Regions from separate parts of the Homo sapiens genome. Here region 2 is linked to region 1. Evidence: chromatin contacts called from ENCODE Hi-C data. All regions are on one chromosome and are shown on one strand. Each heading gives the region's core, a stretch centred on a gene start or an enhancer-like site at or near the end of the contact. The rest is flanking DNA. Distances are from core to core; before and after follow the strand shown.

Region 1 (4,633 bases), core at 585-3,084:
TCTGTCACCCACGCTGGAGTGCAGTGGCATGATCTCAGCTCACTGGAGCCTTGACTTCCTGGGCTCAAGTGATCCTCCCACCTCAGTCTCCCAAGTAGCTGGGACTACAGGCATGCACCACCACACCTGGCTAATTTTTAAAAAATTTTGGTAGCAATGGGACCTCAACATGTTGCCCAGGCTGGTCTCAAACTCCTGGACTCAAGCAATCCTCCCTCCTCAGCTTCCCAAAATGTTGGGATTAGAGGCATTGAACCACTGCACCTGGCCTATTTTATTTTTGAAAATAGAGACAGGTGGGGGGGGTGGGTGTCTCCCTATATTGCTCAGGCTGGTCCCGAACTCCTGGTCTCAAGTGATCCTTTTGGCTTCCCAAAGTGCTGGGATTACATGAGCCACCACTCCTGGCCACTGTGCTGGGTTTAATTGTGGAGAACTATAACTAAGCATTGTCTTTAAAAAACGAGTACATTGGCCGGGCGCGGTGGCTCACGCCTGTAATCTCAGCACTCTGGGAGGCGGAGGCGGGCGGATCACGAGGTCAGGAGATCGAGACCATCCTGGCTAACACGGTGAAACCCCCATCTCTACTAAAAATACAAAAAATTAGCCGGGCGTGGTGGCGGGCACCTGTAGTCCCAGCTACTCGGGAGGCTGAGGCAGGAGAATGGCGTGAACCCAGGAGGCGGAGCTTGCAGTGAGCCGAGATCGCACCACTGCACTCCAGCCTGGGCGACAGAGTGAGACTGCCTCAAAAAAAAAAAAAAAAAAAAAAGAGTACATTTTGGGCCGGTTGCAGTGGCTCACATCTACAATCCCAGTACTTTGGGAGGCCGAGGCAGGCGGATCACCTGAAGTCAGAAGTTGGAGACCAGCCTGGGCAACACGGCAAAACCCCGTCTCTACTAAAAAAACATAAAAACTAGCCAGGCATGTTGGCGGGCGTCTGTAATCCCAGCTACTCGGGAGGCTAAGGCAGGAAAATTCCTTGAACCTGGGAGGTGGAGGTTGCAGTGAGCCCGGATCACGCCACTGCACTCCAGCCTGGGAGACAGAGGGAGACTCCATCTCAAAAAAAAATTAAAATTAAATTAAAATAAAAAAAGAACATTTTGGCCTACAATTCCTGACAAAGATGGAATGTGGGCAAATGCATGATGACCTGGATTATTTCTGGGAGAATTGTAAAGAGTTTCTGTAGTCAGCAGAAATGCTTTGAATACTTTCCATATATTAGTTCATTAATCCCCCATGAAGTACAAGTAGGGGAAACTGAGGCACAGGGAAGTTGACTAATTTGCCCAGGGTCACAAAGTGAGTAAGTGGCAGAACCGCTATTTGAACCTAGCTGCGCTCATAGTGCTTTAATCTTCAATCAGCGAGGATCGTCAAGTTGGCTGCTGGATCTTTCTGGATCTTTTTTTCATTACCTCGCCTTTCATGTTGTTTGTCCACATAGCTTGAGGCTTTATCACAGATTGCTCTTGGGGGCAGTGTTACTCCAGAAATGCCGGAATGCTCCGCTATTCCTCACTCCACCCCTAAATATACAGCATCTCCTCCCGCCCTTAAGCTCTGAAAAAAATGCTGCGGAGCCAGAAAGGCTGCAGAAAGCCGGGTGTGACCACTGGCTCTGTAGCCAACCTGTTCCCTGCTGCTGCTGCTGCTGCTGCTGCTGCTGCTGCTGCAGTCGTTTGGTTTCCTCTTTGAATCTGAGATGATTCTGAGGTCTACACTGCAAACTCTTGGCATATATCATTTCTAGAATTCCATTCCTACTCGACCTAGGCTGTGAGTCTGCACTAGTTCGCGGCACGTTAGATCGCGCCCATTTCCCTTATTGGCAAGTTGTCAGGTTGAGGAAGCTCCAGGCCTGGAGGAGGGCATCTCCAGCCACCAGCCATGAAGCCCAGGGCCTCAGGCACCTTCTGGCCTCCGGGTGGCCTCCTCTATTCGCTGACCCAGACACTAGTCCAGTGGTTCCCAAAGTGGGGTTCCCTGGCAGGCAGCAGCTGCCTCGCTGGGAATCTATTAAAAATGCATACTCCCAGGCCCCACCCATGACCCACTGAATCAGAAGCTGTGGGCCTGGGGCCCAGCAGTTGGTGTTTTCAGAAGCCCTCCAGTGGACTCCAATGGTTCCTAGAGTTTCAAAAGCACACTGGGCTAGGCCAGGTGTGCCAAGAGAGAAGTAGCTTTTTGGCTCAAGTCCTCACAGGAATGGTCAGAGGGTCCCCATCAGTCTATCAGTGTGCACCATACAACGCTCACAGAGGGACACACGTGTGCCCGTGTGCATGCGTCCCTGTATGGACTCCAGTTGGAGGGGGAGGGACAGTTTTGCCTTGTGGTTTTGTCACTCGCCATTGGAAAATAGCCCTTTCCCCTACTACTAAATAGCTTCCCATTGTTTTCTAGTCCCTTTACTTCCATTTCAGAGAGTGTTTTCTCTTCTGTGTTTTTTTGTTTGTTTGTTTTTTGAGACGGAGTCTCACTCTCTCACCCAGGCTGGAGTGCAGTGGCGCGATCCTGGCCCATTGCAACCTCCGCCTCCGGGATTCAAGCAATTCTCCTGCCTCAGCCTGCTAAGTAGCTGGGATTACAAGTGCCTGCTACCACACTCACCTAATTTTGTATTTTTAATAGAGATAGGGGTTTTGCCATGTTGGCCAGGTTGGTCTCGAACTCCTGACCTCAGATGATCCACCTGCCTCGACCTCCCAAGTGCTGGGATTACAGGCATGAGCCACCATGCTGGGTCCCTCTTCTCTTTGGAAAAGTCATCCACGTTGGTTGCAAGTTTTTCAGAAAAGAGGGAACTACATTATAGAAATAAATGGCAAACAGACACCCAACACCCAAGGAATAATTTCTCATCTCTGTCCTTTCAATGTGTATATTTCTAAATGTCCGTGTTTATATTTACATAAATTAAAAAAAACGGTTTACTTGTACGTGTCATTTTGTTTTTATCTTAAATTTTTGTGTTTTTAATTTTGGTGATATATCATTTTGGTTGTACTTTTTCACTTCTGTACATACTGTTACATAACATGCAGTTTTCCAGTAACACTAACTTGTGAATGCATATTTTACAATTTTATTTATATTTATTTATTTATTTACTTTTGAGACAGTCTCACTCTGTCTCCCAGGCTGGAGTGCAGTGGCTTGATCTCGGCTCCCTGCAACCTCCACCTCCCAGGTTCAAGCAATTCTCCTGCCTTAGCTTCCCGGGTAGCTGGGATTACAGACCCGCCACCGCGCCTGGCTAATTTTTGTTTTTTTAAGTAGAGACGGGGTTTTACCATGTTGGCCAGGCTGGTCTCAAACTCCTGATCTCAGGTGATCTGCCTGCCTAGGCCTCCCAAAGTGCTGGGATTACAGGCGTGAGCCACCGCGCCCGGCCCCCCCTTTTTTTTTTTTTGAGACTGAGTTTCCATCTTGTTGCCCAGGCTGGAGTACAATGATGCGATCTCAGCTCACCACAACCTCCGCGTCCCGGGTTCCAACGATTCTCCTGCCTCAGCCTCCCCAGTAGCTGGGATTACAGGCATGCACCACCACACCCGGCTAATTTTGTATTTTCGGTAGAGACGGGGTTTCTCCATGTTGGTCAGGCTGATCTCAAACTCCCAACCTCAGGTGATCCGCTCACCTCCACCTCCCAAATTGCTGGGATTACAGGCATGAGCCACCGTGCCTGGCAGGATAGAAGCCATTTTAACTGGGGTGAGATGGTATCTCATTGTAGTTTTGATTTGCATTTCTCTGATGATCAGTGACATTGAGCACCTTTTCCTATGCCTGCTTGTCATTTGTAGGTCTTCTTTTGAGAAATGTCTATTGAGATCTTTTGCCCACTTTTTGATCAGATTATTAGATTTTTTCCTCTAGGGTTGTTTGAGCTCTTTATATATTCTGGTTATTAGTCCCTTGTCAGATGGGTAGTTTGCGAATATTTTCTCCCATTCTTTGGGTTGTCTCTTCACTTTGTGGATTGTTTCCTTTGCTGTGCAGAAGTTTTTTAACTTGATGTGATCCCATTTGTCCATTTTTGCTTTGGTTGCCTGTGTTTGCCAAATTCATTTTACAAGGCCAGCATTACCCTAATGCCAAAGTCAGACACTACAAGAACACTACAGCCAATATCCCTGATGAACATAAATGCAAAAAGCCTGCACGAAATACTAACAAACAAAATCCAACAGCACATTAAAAGGATCATACATCATGACCAAATGGGATTAATCCCTAAGATGCAAGGATGGGTCAACATACATAAATTAATAAATGTGATATACCACATTAACAGAATGAAGGATAACAATCATCTCAAAAGATTCAGAAAGAGTATTTCACAAAAATTCAATGCCACTTCATGATAAAAACTCTAAACTAGGTATAGATGGAATTTACCTAAGCATAATAAAGGCCATATATGCCTGGCTAATTTTTGTATTTTTAATAGAGACGGGGATTCACCACGTTGGCCAGGCTGGTCTTGATCTCCTGACCTCAAATGATCCTCACCTCGGCCTCCCAAAGTGTTGGGATTACAGGCGTGAGCCACCGCACCCTGCCACAATTTTCTTCTAAGATAAAAAAGTTTACATAAGGGTTCTCTGGGATG
Region 2 (4,633 bases), core at 1,283-3,782, 2.3 Mb after region 1:
GACTATTAGTATAGTCATCCCTCCTCTCTGTATACATGACAGATTGATTCCAGGACCTCCTGCAGATACCAAAGTCTGCACATATTCAAGTCGCGTGCAGTCTATTTTTCAAAACCCACACATACAAAAAGTCAGTCCTCCATGTAAGCGGGTTTTGCATCCTGAGAATACTGTATTTTTGATCCATGTTTGGTGGGAAAAAAAAAACGTGTTTAAGTGGGCTCGTGAAGTTCAAACCCATGTTGTTCAAGGTTGACGTGTAGTTAAGTTTTTGGGGAGTCAAGTTATACCAAATTCTGACTGCATGGGAGATGGGGGGGCGAGTTAGCACCCCTAACCCCCATGTTGTTCAAGGGTCAACTGTATTGCCTCTTCCAATATGTTGTAAGAATAAGTATTGTTTCAGAAAAGATTTACTTCAAGGTATATATGCGTGTGTGCTTGTGTTTGTAATGGGTAGCAATGTAAAATGTATTCATTTTTGTAAGTCACAGACAAAAGTATCTAAAACTGCTACTGCTTTAGCAATAGCATTGCTGAATTGTATATCTTCAACCTTAACAGAGATAATGCCAGATTGCTCTCCAAAATTATTATACCAAATCACACTCTCAACAGCAGTGTGAGATGTTCCATATCTCTCTATATAGAATCTCTCTATATAGAATATCTATATAGATATTCTATATATTATACCTATGTTCCATATCCTCACCTGAACTTAATAGTGCCAGACTTTTAATGTGCTATCGATCCATTTAATGTGCTATCAATACTGGGTGTTGAATAGTATCTTAATGTTGTTTTCAGTTGCGTTTTTCTGATTTCCAGTACATCTTTTCATACATTTGACCATCTAAATTTTGCCTATTGTGAATCATCTGTTTATATCCCTTACTTGTATATTATACAATACAACCCTCACAACAGCTCTCTGAAGGAGCCAGCAGTATAGATGAAGAAACTAAGTCTGGGAGAAATGTTGCTTAAAGTAACCCAGCTAATGAGTTTTTGAGCTGAAATTTGAGTCCAGATGTAGAGGACCCGTAAACCTATGCCTTTTGTTTTACACTACATGCCAGGGCCCAAGGTCATGTTAGAAAAAAAAACAGAGGAAGAGCACAAATAAATTTGAACATGTAACCCTATGTCTTGTGTCTAATTAGGCTTTGTGCAATTAACATAGATTATTTCCTTGCTTCCTCACAACAACCTGTGAGGTAAAACGTGTTATCTCCATTCTACAGATGAGAAAACTAAGGTGTAGGGAAGTGAAGAAATTTGTCTTGGAAGGGTTAAATTACAGCTAGAAATTTGCCTTGGAAAGGTTAAATTACAGCTAGGGACAGAATTGCAACTCAAACACAGATCTGCCTGATTACCAAGTCCACGCCTGTTCCACAGTAATGTCTGTCCATAGATACTCCTGGTGTAAGGTAAAGGCCTCCCACAAATCAAGCCTGACTCATCATCTCCTAGAGCCAGGTCTTGACCTGCTTCCCCAGTTTCTCTCCAGATCCCCATATGTTTCTACTTCGGTACGGCCAGGACTATACCTACTATCTTTCTGCAGAATAATGGTCTGAGGCAGCCTTAAAACTGGCCGAGCCCTGCTGCTTCACATTAACCATCTGGGCTAGGTTAGCTCCCATAGATTACTCTTCCCCTTCCTCAGGCTTCTCTAATGAAGCCCAATAAGGATCTCAACACCTTCCAAGGTAAACCAGAAAATTATAAGTCAGAGTCCTTAAACGTGGCTGCACATTAAAATCACTTGTGAACTTAAAAAAATCCTGATGCACTAGTTACAACCCAGGCCCATTACATCAGAATGGTACCCAGGCATTCATAATAGTTAAAGCTTCCCAGATGATTCCAATCTACAGCCAAGATTGAGAACCACTGTTACGGCATCTTCTTCAAGCTCCAGCAGCCATACTCAGTAGTTTCCACATTTTAGGTTTTCATAGGAACTTCTTGGAGCACTGGTAAAGAGCCAGATTTCTGGACGCCATCCCAGAGAATCCTGGTTCAGACCCAGGAGTCTACATTCTTAATAATCACCCCAGATAGTTTCACTGCAGATTATTAGCAGACAATATTTTGAGAAATGCTGCATTAGAGGCATGGAAGTAGGATGGGAACAGGAGGCCTCTGGCCCTTTAAGGATGGATTAAGGGACTACTTTTAAGGCTGTAGGGGCAAGTAGGATCAGGCTGCTTTTTTTCATTCTAGTGGATAAGTTAAGGAAGTGGGTCCTGAAATGGACCTCTCCTTTTAAGTTACCTGAGCCTCTCAATAGGTACTATCTTGTTCTCAGCCCGGGAGAGCGGGAGGGGCATGCTGCCTTGTCCCACCTTCTGTTTCTGTTTCTTTTGATGCAAAGAGGCCAAGTTATGAGGCAACTTTGGTCCAGGAGATCCTCTTAGAGAAAGCAACATAGGGCCTGCCTGCCTTTCTTTTTCTTGCCCCATCCTTGGTTGTGGAGCCAGGATGCAGTTATCTGCATGAAAGGAAATGGTCAGAGTGACGTCCCTTGGGCTTGTGTTGGGGCCTGTTGTTGAACACTAAGCCTTTCAAGATGGTCCTCCTCAGTATTCTTAGAATTCTTTTTCTTTGTGAACTCGTGCTTTTCATGGAACACAGGGCCCAAATGGCAGAAGGAGGGCAGTCCTCTATTGCCCTTCTGGCTGAGGCCCCTACTTTGCCCCTGATTGAGGAGCTGCTAGAAGAATCCCCTGGCGAACAGCCAAGGAAGCCCCGGCTCCTAGGGCATTCACTGCGGTACATGCTGGAGTTGTACCGGCGTTCAGCTGACTCGCATGGGCACCCTAGAGAGAACCGCACCATTGGGGCCACCATGGTGAGGCTGGTGAAGCCCTTGACCAATGTGGCAAGGCCTCACAGAGGTGAGTTGTTATGCCCCCATACTGCCCTGGAAGGGAGAGAAGTGGAGAGGAGTGTAGAGAAAAGGGAATTGGTGGGTTTACTGTCAGGCTTTGTTGCCTTGTGGGCAGGTTGTTTCTTTAGGCTTGGTTTTCAAAGGATGGCAAGCTTTGGAGAAGCCAGCGCCAAGCCTACTTCCCTTTAGGGCATCAACTTAAGAACAGATTGCCTTGGTGCCTACTGAGAAATCTTTCCCAGGCCCCAGGACAACTGAGTGATGTGCCATCACCTATCTTTCACAGAAACTTTTATTGCTTGTGATAGTTCTGAAAACTGTAGAGACATATCCAGCTATATTCTTGTGGAGGGCTATTTAAGTGGCGTTTTGCTCTTAGAGTACAGCTTGCTGAGTTGGGGAAACTTATAAGGCCTCAGAAAGGACATAAATAAGCTTACATCTGAGGGTCTGTATACCTGGCTCTGTGAACATGTGCTACTGTATTTCTTAATGAAAGCTACTATCTTAACTGTCTTGATGCAATTAGCCTAATTTTAAAACTAAGGCACGGAGAGGTTAAGTAACTTGCAAATGGTACACAGATAGTGGGTCGCAGAGATGGGATTGCAGCTGAAGTCTGTCTGATTCTAAAGTCTGTCGGTAACTTCTTAAGTCTTTAAATGCAGTATTCCAATATCCTTGTACCCCCAATAGTTTTTCTACTTGGGCCATATTGCTACTTTGGGATTCTGGGACTAAGTGTATTTTGGAACTTTTTTTTGTCCCCATCATGCTTGATTTTGCTTTTAACATTTGCATCAGACATTGTTGCAGGACAACAGTGGGCTATTGAAGTGTAGGACTCTCTAGAGAATGCAGACAGTCATCAACTTCAAGGAATTCTTGGGAACCTAGTGAGATCAATCTGTAGCCTTCACTAGTCTGAGATGAAAAGGGACAGGACTTAATCCCCTCCCCAAGCAAAACAATAAATATTCTCGTACCTAACCCTTACTGTGAGATTACTGTGTGCCAGGCATTGCACAAAATGTTTTATAAACATTATCTTAATCCTCACAACTACCAGATTAGGTAGTATTAACATGCCTACTTGATAGGTGAAGAAACTGAGGATCAGAGTCACTTACCCATGTCATACAACCAGTAATTGCTAGAGCCAGGTATCAAACCCAGGCTCTCAGGCCCAAAGCCTGTGTGTTAATCATCTTGCTGTTCTGACTCCCCACTGGATTTTAATTGAGTGCCAGGCAGTGTGTTTGGGTTGGGTATATAGAAGCAAATACTTTTCCGACCTCTAGAAGTTCCCAGTATAGTGGAATGGATAGATAATTACATAATAATGTTACAGTATGCCAAGTGCTTTGGAAAGGACAAACAGTAGGGCTCCCAGGACCTATGAGAAGAAATGGCTCATTTCTTGAAGTGAAGAGACTGTTGGAAGGCCTCATGGAGGAGGTAGTACTTGAAACTGACCTTGCAGAAGGAGCAAAGAGGTCATGCATTGAGGCAGATAAGTGCATTCTGATTTAGGAAAGAGAAAATGGTGTGGGTAGAGATTCATTGAACAAATATTAGGTGCCAAATGTTGGCACCTACTGAGTACTAGGCATACAGATGTGATCAAGATAGGTAAAACCCCTACTTTCATGGAACATATGTTCTCGTAGGGGAGACAAATAAGCACACACAGTTAAATTGTGAATTGTGGTAAGTGCTATCAAAGGATGA

What was found. A loop is a pair of places that touch in the nucleus more often than their neighbours do. Pooled maps may share reads with other maps.
Region 2: a loop to region 1 is called in a map of MCF 10A, with 14 times the contacts of the local background. The contact joins the promoter of BMP15 here to the enhancer-like site in region 1. A Hi-C loop is called at or near these places in 4 of 168 maps with a recorded cell type or tissue (IMR-90, MCF 10A, endothelial cell of umbilical vein and 1 more) and 7 of 50 pooled maps.

The regions. Positions count from the first base shown.
Region 1 is chrX:48,630,022-48,634,654 of GRCh38, forward strand. The region is part of intron 1 of LOC107985695 (a long non-coding RNA gene); the gene reads left to right. Among named protein-coding and RNA genes, the nearest start is that of WDR13, 35 kb to the left of the region's middle. RefSeq lists an enhancer at 1,807-1,876. Within about 2 kb of position 1,835, at least 2 of the 41 ENCODE cell types and tissues checked have a DNase peak (open chromatin) inside an H3K27ac peak, as active enhancers do.
Region 2 is chrX:50,908,203-50,912,835 of GRCh38, forward strand. It overlaps BMP15 (bone morphogenetic protein 15), which reads left to right and starts at 2,533. Exons shown (of 2, transcript NM_005448.2): 1 at 2,533-2,909. The coding sequence starts at 2,582.